Linked DNA regions of Mus musculus: regions 2 and 3 are each linked to region 1. The links are chromatin loops, found by intact Hi-C in ENCODE. Cell type or tissue: left cerebral cortex. All regions are shown on one strand. Region 1 has its middle 8.1 kb from the start of Sst. Region 2 has its middle 23 kb from the start of Rtp2. Region 3 has its middle 110 kb from the start of Rtp4.

What was found. A loop is a pair of places that touch in the nucleus more often than their neighbours do. Peaks named below come from ENCODE experiments on the same cell type or tissue, not always from the same donor. Only the 100,000 strongest peaks of a DNase experiment are listed, where the experiment ranks them.
Region 2: a loop joins it to region 1, with 6 times the contacts of the local background. A loop is called at or near these places in 11 of 42 quality-filtered maps.
Region 3: a loop joins it to region 1, with 2.3 times the contacts of the local background. A loop is called at or near these places in 4 of 42 quality-filtered maps.

The regions. Positions count from the first base shown.
Region 1 is chr16:23,896,945-23,900,944 of GRCm38, forward strand. No RefSeq gene overlaps it. Among named protein-coding and RNA genes, the nearest start is that of Sst, 8.1 kb to the left of the region's middle. In left cerebral cortex, CTCF peaks have their summits at 1,511 (motif pointing left) and 2,123 (motif pointing left); DNase peaks (open chromatin) are centred at 1,487, 2,107 and 3,313; H3K4me3 peaks cover 1,014 bases.
Region 2 is chr16:23,951,868-23,955,867 of GRCm38, forward strand. No RefSeq gene overlaps it. Among named protein-coding and RNA genes, the nearest start is that of Rtp2, 23 kb to the left of the region's middle. In left cerebral cortex, a CTCF peak has its summit at 2,047 (motif pointing left); DNase peaks (open chromatin) are centred at 1,166, 1,787 and 2,009; H3K27ac peaks cover 629 bases.
Region 3 is chr16:23,719,545-23,723,544 of GRCm38, forward strand. No RefSeq gene overlaps it. Among named protein-coding and RNA genes, the nearest start is that of Rtp4, 110 kb to the left of the region's middle. In left cerebral cortex, no CTCF peak of the experiment used is centred here; a DNase peak (open chromatin) is centred at 2,372.

The DNA of each region.
Region 1 (4,000 bases):
AATGTCAGCCAGACAGGGGCTCCCATTCCACAGCTCCTCCGGAGCTGGGCTAGATCAGGGCAACCTCTGCTACTTCATCCAACCCATCCTCTTAGAGGGAGGGGCCAGGAAGAGATCTCCTTGCCTGTCATCTACGGAGCTTCTCTTTGTGGGCTCACTGGTCCCTCTGGAAACCTTCACTTGTTTCTCTCAGGTCTGCTCAAGACGTCCCTGTGGAATGAAACCAAGCCAAGGTCTGTGTCTCCCTGACATGTGGTAGAGCCTTCCCACCTGCCTTGCTACTTTCAGAGGCTTAACACTGAGGTATTCCAAGAATTTTCCCAGTGCAGTCAGCAAGGAGGAATAGTCTTAGCCAGAGCCTTCCATCAGTGGGTCTGAAGAATCCCACTAGGTATCACTGCTTCCTCCTCCTCCTCCTCCTCCTCCTCCTCCTCCTCCTCCTCCTCCTCCTCCGCACAGTTGCCAGACAACATCCTCACCGTGATTTGGAGTCCTCCACACTGAGACAGACTGATAGAAGCCATATGAACACAAAGGGCCCAATTAAATCAGCTTTAGCTTTCTCACATTCAAATCTGAGCCTGATTCTTGATCTTGGCTTCACGAGGGGACTGTCTGGGCACCACAGTGGCAGCCCTGATATAAGTCTGGCTCGCATTCAAAGCTTGTCATCAAGCGGGGATTTCGCCACCCTGGAAATCTGTGGTCACAGGCCACTGCCCAGCCCTGTCCCCTGCCCGGCTGGGCTGTCTTCCTCTGCTTGCTCCCTTCTCTCATCCATGTTTGTCTTTTCCTCCCTGTGCTTTCCTCCTCTTCATGGCCACCTCTGCCTCCTTGCTGTTTTCCCTGGCAATCTCTTCTCCCAGCTTGCTTGCTGCTTTCCTGAATCTCCTTGTCTCTTCCTCTCTCCATCACATCTCTGCTCTTTCTCCCTTTCTCTCATGGGTGTGACTTTGTGAGTCCAGAGTGCCTGCTCATTGGATTTCTCAATACTTCTTTCTCTAAGAGTTGAGGGCAGAGGCAGGGATGGGGTCAGAAATGTGCCCTAGCCTATAGACCAGAGCCTTAAAAAGCACCTCGATTTACATACAGGAAAACTGAAACCAAGCAAGCCTCTGGGGGCTGCCTGGCTTTCGCTATTCAGAACCTGATATCACTGGGCTCTGCAGTCTTTCCTGGTGACAAGTACTGCACTCATCCTTGGCTCCCTTCCCGAGTGGTCGAGGACCAAGATGCGCTCATGGTAGCTCCCGTTCTTTTCTCTGCGGACCCACAGCTGCCTAGAGCAGAGCCTAGTTTCCTGACAAGGGTATTACCCGATGGGAGAAGCTTTGGTGATTAACGGGCAGAGATGTGGAAATTGCTCCTCCAGGCTTTCCTGCTGTGTCTGTGTCCTTTTGGGTGTTTCCTAATCTCATAAATCCAGCCAGACCTGCTGTGCTGTCTCGGGCTGCTCTCAGAGGAGAGGATCCAACTGTTAAACTGAGCTCCTCTGCCCTCTGCTGGCTCCACCGATAGCAGACAGCCGTCTTAAAAGCCCAGGGCAGGTTTTCTTCATTGTTTCACTTTAAAACGTTCTCAATGTCATAGGCAAGGTGCTCGATGCAGGAGGCACACAGAAACACGCAACATCAATTCTTCCTTCAAACTTGCAGTTTTTGAACACTTCGAGTCATAGTCTGTGCTAGGCAGCCAAACAAGGTTTAACCAATAACGCGAATTTTCTTTTTCACTGAACCATGAAATAAAAAGATTACTAAAAGGGACAACCAACCATTTCTAAATGCAGTGTTATTCCCTCTGGCCTTCCCAAATAGGTTTAGGGCTCTTTGCACAGGGACGGCCAAGACAGAAGAAGCACATGTCCTTCAGGAATGCCGCCTAATTGATGCCAGAAAGTTTCCTAAGAACGAGAACTGGAAAGGAGAACAAACTTAAAAGGTAATCGATCGTTCTGGAACTCAGTCTCCTCCTGCATTAGGTTTGAACGCTCCAGTACAGACCTGTTTACAGTCAATGACACATTTCGAAGAAGCTGCTGCCTTCTCACCTTGAGATCCACAGAGCTCACATCTCTGGAGGAGGGAAAGGGATCTTGTGTATTGGGCGCGCCCCCTTGTGGCTCTTCTTTCCACTGCCTAACCGGCGCTTTCAGAGCTCGCAGTCTTGCCCCATCCTAAGAACCAAGGACCCTTCCTGACCTGCAACCCTCTCTCGCTAGTGCTCGCTAGCATATAGTTCTCAAATAGCTTCTTTTAAGCATTTACAATGGATTAGGATGCTTCCAGTTTAATCTTCAATGAAGAAATGTGTGACTGCGGGGGCTGAATCCCCCACACTGCAGAAAGCTGGGCCACTGGAGTTCCAGGCTCAAAGCTTCCCCTGCAGCTACTCAGTCCTGATGGGGTCTCTGGCAGCAGCCAGTCCACCACTTTGGGACCTGGTTCTGACCTCTTCTCTTCCACCCTTTTAGGACAAGCTCATCACAGAGCTCCCTGGCTCTCTGCTTACCGAAACGCAGTTTACTGGCTGTAGTAAACTGAGTAGTACCCTTCTCCTCAAATTCGTGTCTCCATCCTAACCTCTCTAACTTTGTGGTACATAATGGCAGCCGTGGGGAATACAAACACTAAGCCTAGCTCTCTGCTTTCCCCCTGGCTCAGAGCGGCCCAGAGAGCTGTGTAAGATCTACACTACACTGGGATCATGATTCCGGCCCACCTCCACTGCATTCCTAGAGCCAAGCTCAGACCTCCAAGTGCTCTCTCCCAAAGAGTAGGCTGTGCCAGGGACTCTGGAGGCTAATCTTACCACTGTCACATAGGGCAACCCTACTCCCCCTCCCGACAGCCATCTGACTCCATCTCAATCAATTCCAATCGGCGCCATGATGCATCTCTTGTTGACCTGTAAGCCAGGCTTAGAACTGCCACAGTAACGGTGGACTGGGTGTGAAGATTTAAGTCTCAAGGACTGAGATTTGCTCAAACCATATCGAATTAAAGAAAGGCAGATGTTTCCTGGAACATTAGCAATGTAATGATGAGGGGCTTGGGGGTATTTTTTCCCCAATCCAATAGCATTCTAGAAAATATACTATCTGAGGAGACAAGGTCAAAAGGAGATTGAGCAGGAATATTTTGTATCTACTCAGCTTTGAGGCAGTACATATCACCATCTGCTTTGATTGCTGATGGGGACTCATCCCTCCCACTCTCTCATTTACCCTGGCTCTGCATCTCTTACTCAGGAAAACTTTTGGATAAATTGACGAACCAATGCCATGCCTTGGGAAAAAAATAAACCATTGGCTAAGCAACATTTGACAGCAGGAGTCACGGGGAAACAGATGTCAACGTTGGGTTTCTACCAAGAGTTCTGCTTCAGCAGAAAACTGTGTTCTTAGATTGCCACAAGAGGAGAAAGGAGCCCCAGGCAGGAAGGAGTCCTGCTGCGTGTAGTGAGTACAGAAGATGCTCTGAAGATGTTCTCTCCATTCCTCCAGAGCCTCAGCCTAAGCTCATCTAATGCTATGTCTTTGTGGGCAATCCCCATTTTCTTCTCTTAAAAGGAGTAAAAGGAGGCCAGACTTTTTTTTTTTTTCTTGTATCCAGAGCACTCTGCCCGTCAGGCAAGTGTTCTCTCAGTGAGTTATAGCACAGACCTTCTGTACACTTGTGACAACTTCATAGGACTAAGGCAAAAGCATGCACCCTGACTTCTAAGAAGCCACAGGACAAAGGGGCAGTCATACTCCTAAATAATTCTTTAACAAGACGTATTATATGCTTGCTTGTTTTCCATTAGAGCAATTACCTTATTATCTGTCGGTAGTTTGCCTGCCTGTTGGTCCCTTGTTAAAAAGCCCTCGCCTTTGTTGCTAAAGAACTTTTCTTAACATCAGGGACAATGTTTTCCTGTCTTGGTTTGCCCTGAAAACAGCCTGAAATAAAGTAAATGCTTGCAAAAACACTTAGTGAGCACTGAATGGATATGCAAC
Region 2 (4,000 bases), 55 kb after region 1:
TGATTGTGTTACCTCACTCAGGATGATGCCCTCCAGGTCCATCCATTTGCCTAGGAATATATCTTAATTTTAAAGTTAGAGAAATATTAGGTTGTCCTTTTGGAAACATCTATTTCAATAGAGTTTAAAAAAATGTTGCCTATACAGAGACTTTGAAGCATAAATTGTAAAATAACATAGTGTGGATTGCTAGTGGCATGCACTAGCTCCTTCTGAGGTTCAGTGGCATCAGAAGCAATGGCCAGAGAAGAATCCAGTCCTGAGTAGCTGATCCAGGAGCAAGAGATGAGAGAGCTGCCTTTCAGCAGCTGGAGCTCTGTGGTCTCAGTGAGTGATTGACATTTCCTGAGCACTCCAGTGAGCACAGCCCCTTGTCTCAGAGTCCACCCACTTAGATGGGGCATCAGAGTCAATTTACAGACCCTAGAATCGCCTAGGAGATGGACCTTTGGGCGTGCCTGTGGGGGAATGTCTTCATGTCATTAATTGCACTGAGAAGGCCCTACACACACACACACACACACACACACACACACACACTGTAGGTGGTACCATTCACATACACACTCACTGTACGTGGCACCATTCACACACACATGCACACACACACACTGCAGGTGACACCATTCATACACACATGCACACATGTACACACACACTGCATGTGGCACCATTCACACACACACACTCACTCACTGTCGGTGGCACTATTCACACACACATGCACACTGTAGGTGGCATTCACACACACACTGTAGGTGGCACCATGCACACACACACATGCACACACACTCACTGTAGGTGGCACTATTCACACACACACACACACACACACACACACACACACACACACACACACACTGTAGGTGGCACCATTCCCTAGCAGCCTGCATTCAAGGGCCCCTCTTTGCTTCCTGAGTGCAGATGTGATCTTAACAGTTGCTTCTAGTTCTTGCCACAGTGGACTGTACCCTGGAAGTGTGAGAAAGAGCAAACGTCTTGTCCATTAAGTTTCTTCTGTAGAGTATTTCATTACAGCAACAGAAAAGAAACTTTGACAGCCAGCACGTAGGGGAGGGAGCTTGTTCTGGAAATCGCCAGTGTGGTCTTCTAGGCTGCAGCTAGAAACCCAAGCCTGAGGACAACAAACTTCCCCAGCAACGCCTGAAGCTGGTCAACAGTGGAGATCTTGAGCTAGGACCATGTGCACGATCCGCAGCAAAGATTTGCTAAGTCTCTACAGCCACCCACAGCCCGGGGCATGGTCTGAATGATTCTTGGGAGCACTTCTGGCCATCACTGAAGGGTAGCAATAGAGGTGTGCCAGTTCCACAGCCTTGGTAACCGTAAAGCTGGTGAATTCTGGGTGTTCCTGGGGGCTTCCGCTCTGACTCCATCCAGAGTTCGCACTATCACTCCCCAAAACCTTTCAATTCTGAGAGGCTCCATTATCTTAAGCTATGCTGTACAATAGAAAAGCTGTGCCCAGGACTGTGCAGAAACAGGGGCACGGTGTTCCAAGGAGTGGCTCTGCCCCCTGGGGCCCAAGGTTGGCCATCACCCAGCCCAGCGTTCTTAGCTCCTTCCAATCTCCATTTGCTCCTGTCAGATAAGGTGGGGTTTTCTTGTCTTGTTTTTTTTTAGCCAGCAAGATTGTGATGAGGATCAAAGCTCTTGGATCCGACAGTGCTTCGCTGACCTAGAAAGAGCACTATGCTCATTAGCAGTATTATTTGAAGGGCTCTAGTAGAGAATGGCCTCCTTTGGCTGAGAACTGGGACAGGACTTCCACGTTTATCAAGGAAAACTAGAAACCTACAATTCAAAGACAGCCAGAGTGGAAATTTACGCTCTCAAGTGGGACCTTAAATCGCACCCCATGAACCACTAGTCACTTGGGGTGAATGAGCTACAAGAAGACAAAGGGGTTCGAGGGAGAACAATTCCAAAACACAGCTGGGCCTGATTTACACTGGGGAAGTGGGGAAGGGGGGGGGGGCAAAATAGCCACTGCTTGTCCTACACTGCCACCTTGTGGCCATTCTCCAGACTACACAAGTAAAACTAGTCTCAAAATGGGAAGCCAAGAGTTGCTAAAACTGGGAAAATCAGCCTAGGATGAATTGGTAATCCCAATTGGTTATCCTATGCCAAGTCATCAGCCATACAAACATACACAGAAGAACAACATTGCTGTGTTTATACGTGTGTGTGTGTGTGTGTGTGTGTGTGTGTGTGTGTGTGTGTAAGAATGATAAAGGAAATAAGATGTTATGAATTTGAGAGTGGCAGGGTATAGGAAGCTTGGACAGAGGAGAGGAAAGAGGAAATGTTGTAAATACAGCACACATCTATGAGAGTAAAAAACAAATAAAATACAAGTAAAGACCAAGCAGAGAGTTGGGAGTGGTGTTCCATGCCTGTAATATCAGCACTGAGGAGCTGAGGCCCAAATATTGCTGTGAGTTTGAGGGCAGGATAAGATAAAAAGTGATAGCTACCTCAAAAACAAGTGGATTGTGAGGAGCGGGTGTGGCAGCAGCTAATTCTTATGACTTGCACCTGACTTCCTCATACACCTGAAAATTGCCATGACCATTGTGAAAGCTGCGCAGGTGCACCATGATGCTGGCGGTGTAAACAAGTCCATATTTGGTGGAGACGCGCCCCTGCCACCCTGATTGGCTGAAGCTGTGTGCCTGGTGAGGTGATGTGGCCTGCCATGAGTGAATGGGGACTGAGAGTATATAAGAGTGAGAGGCCCGGGGTTCAGGGGAGAAAAAGATGAAGCGAGAGATGATGACTGAAGCTTGCTGAATAAACTGCTGTTAGAAGAACTGGTGGTCGTGTCGTTCTTGCTGGTCGAGAGCGGACGCGACAGTGGATGACGGGATACATCTGAAATCCTTAAACGCACTACCATTGCTGGGTCCACATTGGGCCAGGTCTGCCGTGAGTTAAGAAGGGGTAAGCAGAGAACATTATGAGCCAGGCAGAGATGCAGTACTCTTGTGTTAGACATTGTGTATCTTTCTGTGTGACTATGGGTCATGTGTGCCAGGCAGAAATAATAGCAGCATAAGCAGGTGGGGCATTGAATTGTCTCACTGCCATAAAATAAAATAAAAATAAAGAAAATGAAATGAATGTTAAAAGGGCTGAGTTGGGGGGTGCAGCCTCATCTGGTAGGGGTGCTTGCTCTGAAAGCATGCGGTTCAACTTGAGTTCAAATCCCCAGTATCCATGTAAACAGCCTGGCATGGACAACTATTCTTTTAATCCCAGTGTTACATGAGGTGGAGGCAGGAGGATGGCTGGGGTTCTCTGCCTTCCAGCCTAGCTCCATGTTCAGTGACAGTATCAAGATGAAAAGTAATTGGGCCTGGACACCTCATGTCCTCCACATGCACAGATACACACACCCGATCCATATGTGTGTACTACACACACACTCTCTCTCTCTCTCTCTCAAAGAAAGAGACAGACAGGCAGAGAGAGAGACAGACAGACAGAGACAGAGTGATTTAAAAACTAAAAATGGTATGTGAGAAGCCAGCCCAGGGTATTATATAAAAAGAGGAAAGAAAACCAACATGAACCCTATAATGCAACTCTGCCCGTCTCTACCCCAAAAGGAGTTGAGACTATCATGATGTTGGCCCTTCTCTCTTGTGACTCACAGCAGCAGATCTCCACTCTGACCTCCTGGGGTCAATGCATCGTGCATGCCACCACAGGCTCAAAGCAAGAGCGCAGTGATGATGATGGAGCTGTGATCACAGGGCACCAAAACAACTAATTTCTTATCATAAGTTGATCATCTTGCGTGTTTATTACAGTAACAGAAAGCTGACTACCACAAGCTGTCACCCACAGCCCATTCCATCTTTAGATATTTACTGTAAAATCTTCTCTCCAGTCAGGCTGAGCTTGTTTTTTTTTTTGTGTCTCTCACCCATTGGTCATAGCTTTCTCCCTTCAGCTTTGCCAAAGAAGCAGT
Region 3 (4,000 bases), 180 kb before region 1:
TATTACTTAAACCATAGATTTTATATTTTTCCTCTCTAAGCTTGCTCTTTTTCATCAAAATGTTCTTCAGAAGAGTGAATTTTAGTAACTATACAACAGAATTTATACCAGGCTGTTTTGAGACTTCCTTTTTCAAAGCAATTAATTGAAATTCTTTTACCTTAGTTAGTTTCAGGTAGACTTTTCAGACAAAGCCAAAAAGCAGCCACATTCTTCACCAAAATATCACAATAACAGTCTCTAGGCCACACATTAAAGTTCTCCAGTGAAACATCTTGGGCCGGGTCTGCACAATTCAAATCACCTTCAACACCAATGTCTTACATATTCCTACTAGGGAAATCTATTAAGCCCCACCTAAAGCATTCCACTGCTTCTAAATTCAAAGTCCCAAAATCCACACTCTTTCCAACAAAAGCATGGTCAGGTTCATCATAGCAAAACCCTACTCCTGGTACCAACTTCTGTCTTTGGGTTTTATTGCTGTGAATAGACACTACAACCAAGGACAACATTTATATTTTGTTACAAAGGCAAACAGGAGAAAACCATCTCTTTTGCACTGAGCAGAGCTTCAAATCCCATCCTCACAGTGATGCACTTCCTTCAACAAAGCCATATGTCCTAATAGTGCCATTTCCTATGGGCCAAGCATATTCAAATCACTACAAGCTGAATTTTATCTTTATCTCTGTGGGATTTTTTTTTTTTTTTTTTTTTTTTTTGTCTCTCACTGAAAATTTGAAATGTACTGAGGATTTCTTGTCAGAATGAACTAAAGTTAGTGTGGTGGTTTGAATAGCTTTGGCCCCATAGACTCATGTGCTTGAGTACTTTGCCATAGGGAGTGGTACTATTATGAGGTATGGCCTTGTTGGAGGAAGTGTGCCTCTATGGATGGAGGCTTTGAGCTCATATATGCTCAAACTATTCCCAGTGTGCTACATAGTATCTTTCTGGTGCCTCTGGCTTTTCCAGTACCATTTCTACCTGCATACTGCCATGCTTCTTGCCATTATGATAATGGATTGAACCCCAGAACCTATAAGCCATCCCCAACTAAATGTTTTCCTTTATAAGAGTTGCCATTGCCATAGTGTCTCTTCACAGCAATGAAACCCTAAGACAGTCAGCATAATGGTTAATGTTTATTGTCAACTAACAGTATCTAAATTTCTCTGGTAGATAGATCTTTGGGGGCATCTGTGGGGTATTATCGTGACTACATTAATTGGTGTGACAACACCCATATAACTATATGTGGCAGTATTCCATGACTGTACAAATGGAGAACAAGAACTGAATAACAGCATGCACTTTCTATTCCGTTTCTTGATTGTAGATATAATGCAATCAGCTGCTTCAAGTTCCAGCTACCTTGACTTTCCCACCATAAATGGGCTGTATATGAATAAACTATAAATAAATTTTAAAAATTAATGTTTTCTCCCTTGACTCTCTTTTGTCAAAAATATTCTACCAGAGCAACAGCAAAGGAGAACGACAGTCAGCTTTTCTAACTATTTTCCATGCCCATTATATTTGCAGAATTAAAACATCCTTTCCCCTTCCCTCCCTCCTCCCCCTTTTCCCTTCCTCCTTCTTTCCCCTCTTCTCCCTCATCTGCTCCTTCCTCCTCCTCTTCCTCTCCTTCATTTTCTAAAGCTGATTTTGACTGTTAGGCTACTGTGCTAGTTTAAATAAGAAGGCTTTCCTCTTTTCCTTCTCATTTCTTTCCCCCAGTAGCCCCTTTGTCACTTTATACTGTTCACAGATGTGTATCCTTCTTTCTATTCTGGGATTTTTTCCAGGGAGATTGGAGATAAGCTCGATGTTTTATCAGCTCCTATGGGCTCATATGTTTGAATACTTAGTTTGAAGCTGGTGGAACTATTTGGGAAGGATTAGGAGATGTGGTCTTGTAGAGGAGGTGTATCACTTGGGGTTTGCTTCGTAGTTTCAAAAGCCCACATTATTCACACTTTGTTCTCTCTCTCTCTCTCTCTCTCTCTCTCTCTCTCTCTCTCTCTCTCTCTCTCTCTTCCTCTTTTATATCAGATGTAAGCTCTCTGCTACTGCTACCTGCTGCCATGTTTCCTGCTATTATGATCATGTACTCACCTTCTGAAACTGTAAGCAAGCTAACAATCTTTTACTTCAACATACTTTTACTTTATAAGTCATCTTGGTCATGGTGTCTCTTCACAGCAACAGAATAGTAAGCAATACAGATAACATTTTCATTTTAGTTGTGGATGTGTCTTTCTGAAATTTTTATGATTTATAGTAGAGTTGGCAAAGTATAGCCAGGAGGCTAAATATAGCCTATCATCTGTTTTGTTTTATTTTGTTTTTTTCAAATAAAATCTTGCTGGAGGACTGCCACACTTATTTCTTTATTTATATTCTATGGCTATTTTTGCCCTACATTAGCTGAATTGAGCAGTTGCTACAGAGAGAAATTGGTATATATAGCCAAAATTGTCTAGGATCTGCACAGAATATTTACCATCTGTTCTTGGCTACTAAATCTAAAACATTTACTATCTTTATGAAAAGCAGTTTTCCATCAACACCCATTTTTAGATGGGATATTTTTCTTCTTAATTTCTTTGTCCTGCTGTGTCACACAGAATTTGACTTGCAGTGTTTTTTTTTTGTTTGTTTGTTTGTTTTGTTTTTTTTTTTGTCACTCCTATAACATGTGAGATGGTTGTTTCTGTCTGATAGGATTCTCAGTGGTGACAGAAGTACTGGGACTGTGCGATGTGGCAGATACTAACCACATGAGTCTTATAGGAACTTGAAATGTGACCAGTGCAACTGACATCAAACTTTATAGTCACATGAGGATAATAAACAGAAAATGAGAGGGACATCATTTAAAAAGAGAACCATCAGGAGTATTTGTCTAGCTTCTTAGCACCAGAGCGCCCTCTTCCTTTGTTTTGGGGAGATGGGGAATTAGGAGGGGAATGTTTCATATATAGTTTTAGACCTGGCTTTTCCCGTTCTCACTTCTTTACTCCAGTTTCCATGTTCTCAGTTTATATCTGGTCTCAGGTGTGTATGCTCAGTTGCTTTCTGGTATTCCCCCCAAAAAACAAAATGGATATAAAAGGCGAGAGTGATGTTTTATCAACCCCTCCCCAGTCCCATCACACCAGTCTGATCTTCACATGGATTTCTTCTACTTACCTGAAAGCCTGAGTCTGAAAAGCAACCTTTCAGGTTCCATCACTGTCTAGACAGCTGGGCAAGCATTCCAGGGACTGTCTGCTTGTAACCTAGGGTATCTTTGGGGGGTATTTAGGGTCTTTAAACTTCTCTGCTTTGTTTCTTTCACATGGTTTTAACACAATTGAGATTTGTGATGATACACTTCTGGGGTCAACAACACAGTGATCAAGTATATATAATTTGTAGGGACTTTTTAGTTTTTCCATGTTAGTTTTTTTGTTGTACCACTCTTACCAGGATTGAACAAATGTAGTGACAGACCACCTTCCCCATGTTTACTATTAGGATTTTCATATATGTTGCATCCTGTCCACTTCAACATAAGGTTAGCACTGGTCCAACACTGTCACCTTAGTTTTCAAGGTGAGTTATTGTTCGAGGGAAAGTTACTTGTCTAAATCATAGAGCCAGATAGGGAAAACCAAGCATTAAAACTCATATTACCAAGCTTTCTGTCCAGCGCTTTTCTTTTATACCTTACAAACCAGGAACTGGAGGAATGTTAAGCCTATCTGTTAGCATGGTTTCAGCAACTGGTTTTCTGGGCAGGTAACTTCTCATAACTTCTTTCTTTTCCTGGATTGATATTATGTGTCGGTGAAAATAATTTTGTGCAAGTAATGGCCTCAAGGTTTTGTTTTGTCCATGTATTTTTTATTTATTCATGTCTCTCTCTCTCTGTCTCTGTCTCTCTCTGTTTCTCTCTCTCTCTCTCTCTCTGTGTGGGGGTGTATTTGCATGCCTACCACAGCTCATGTTT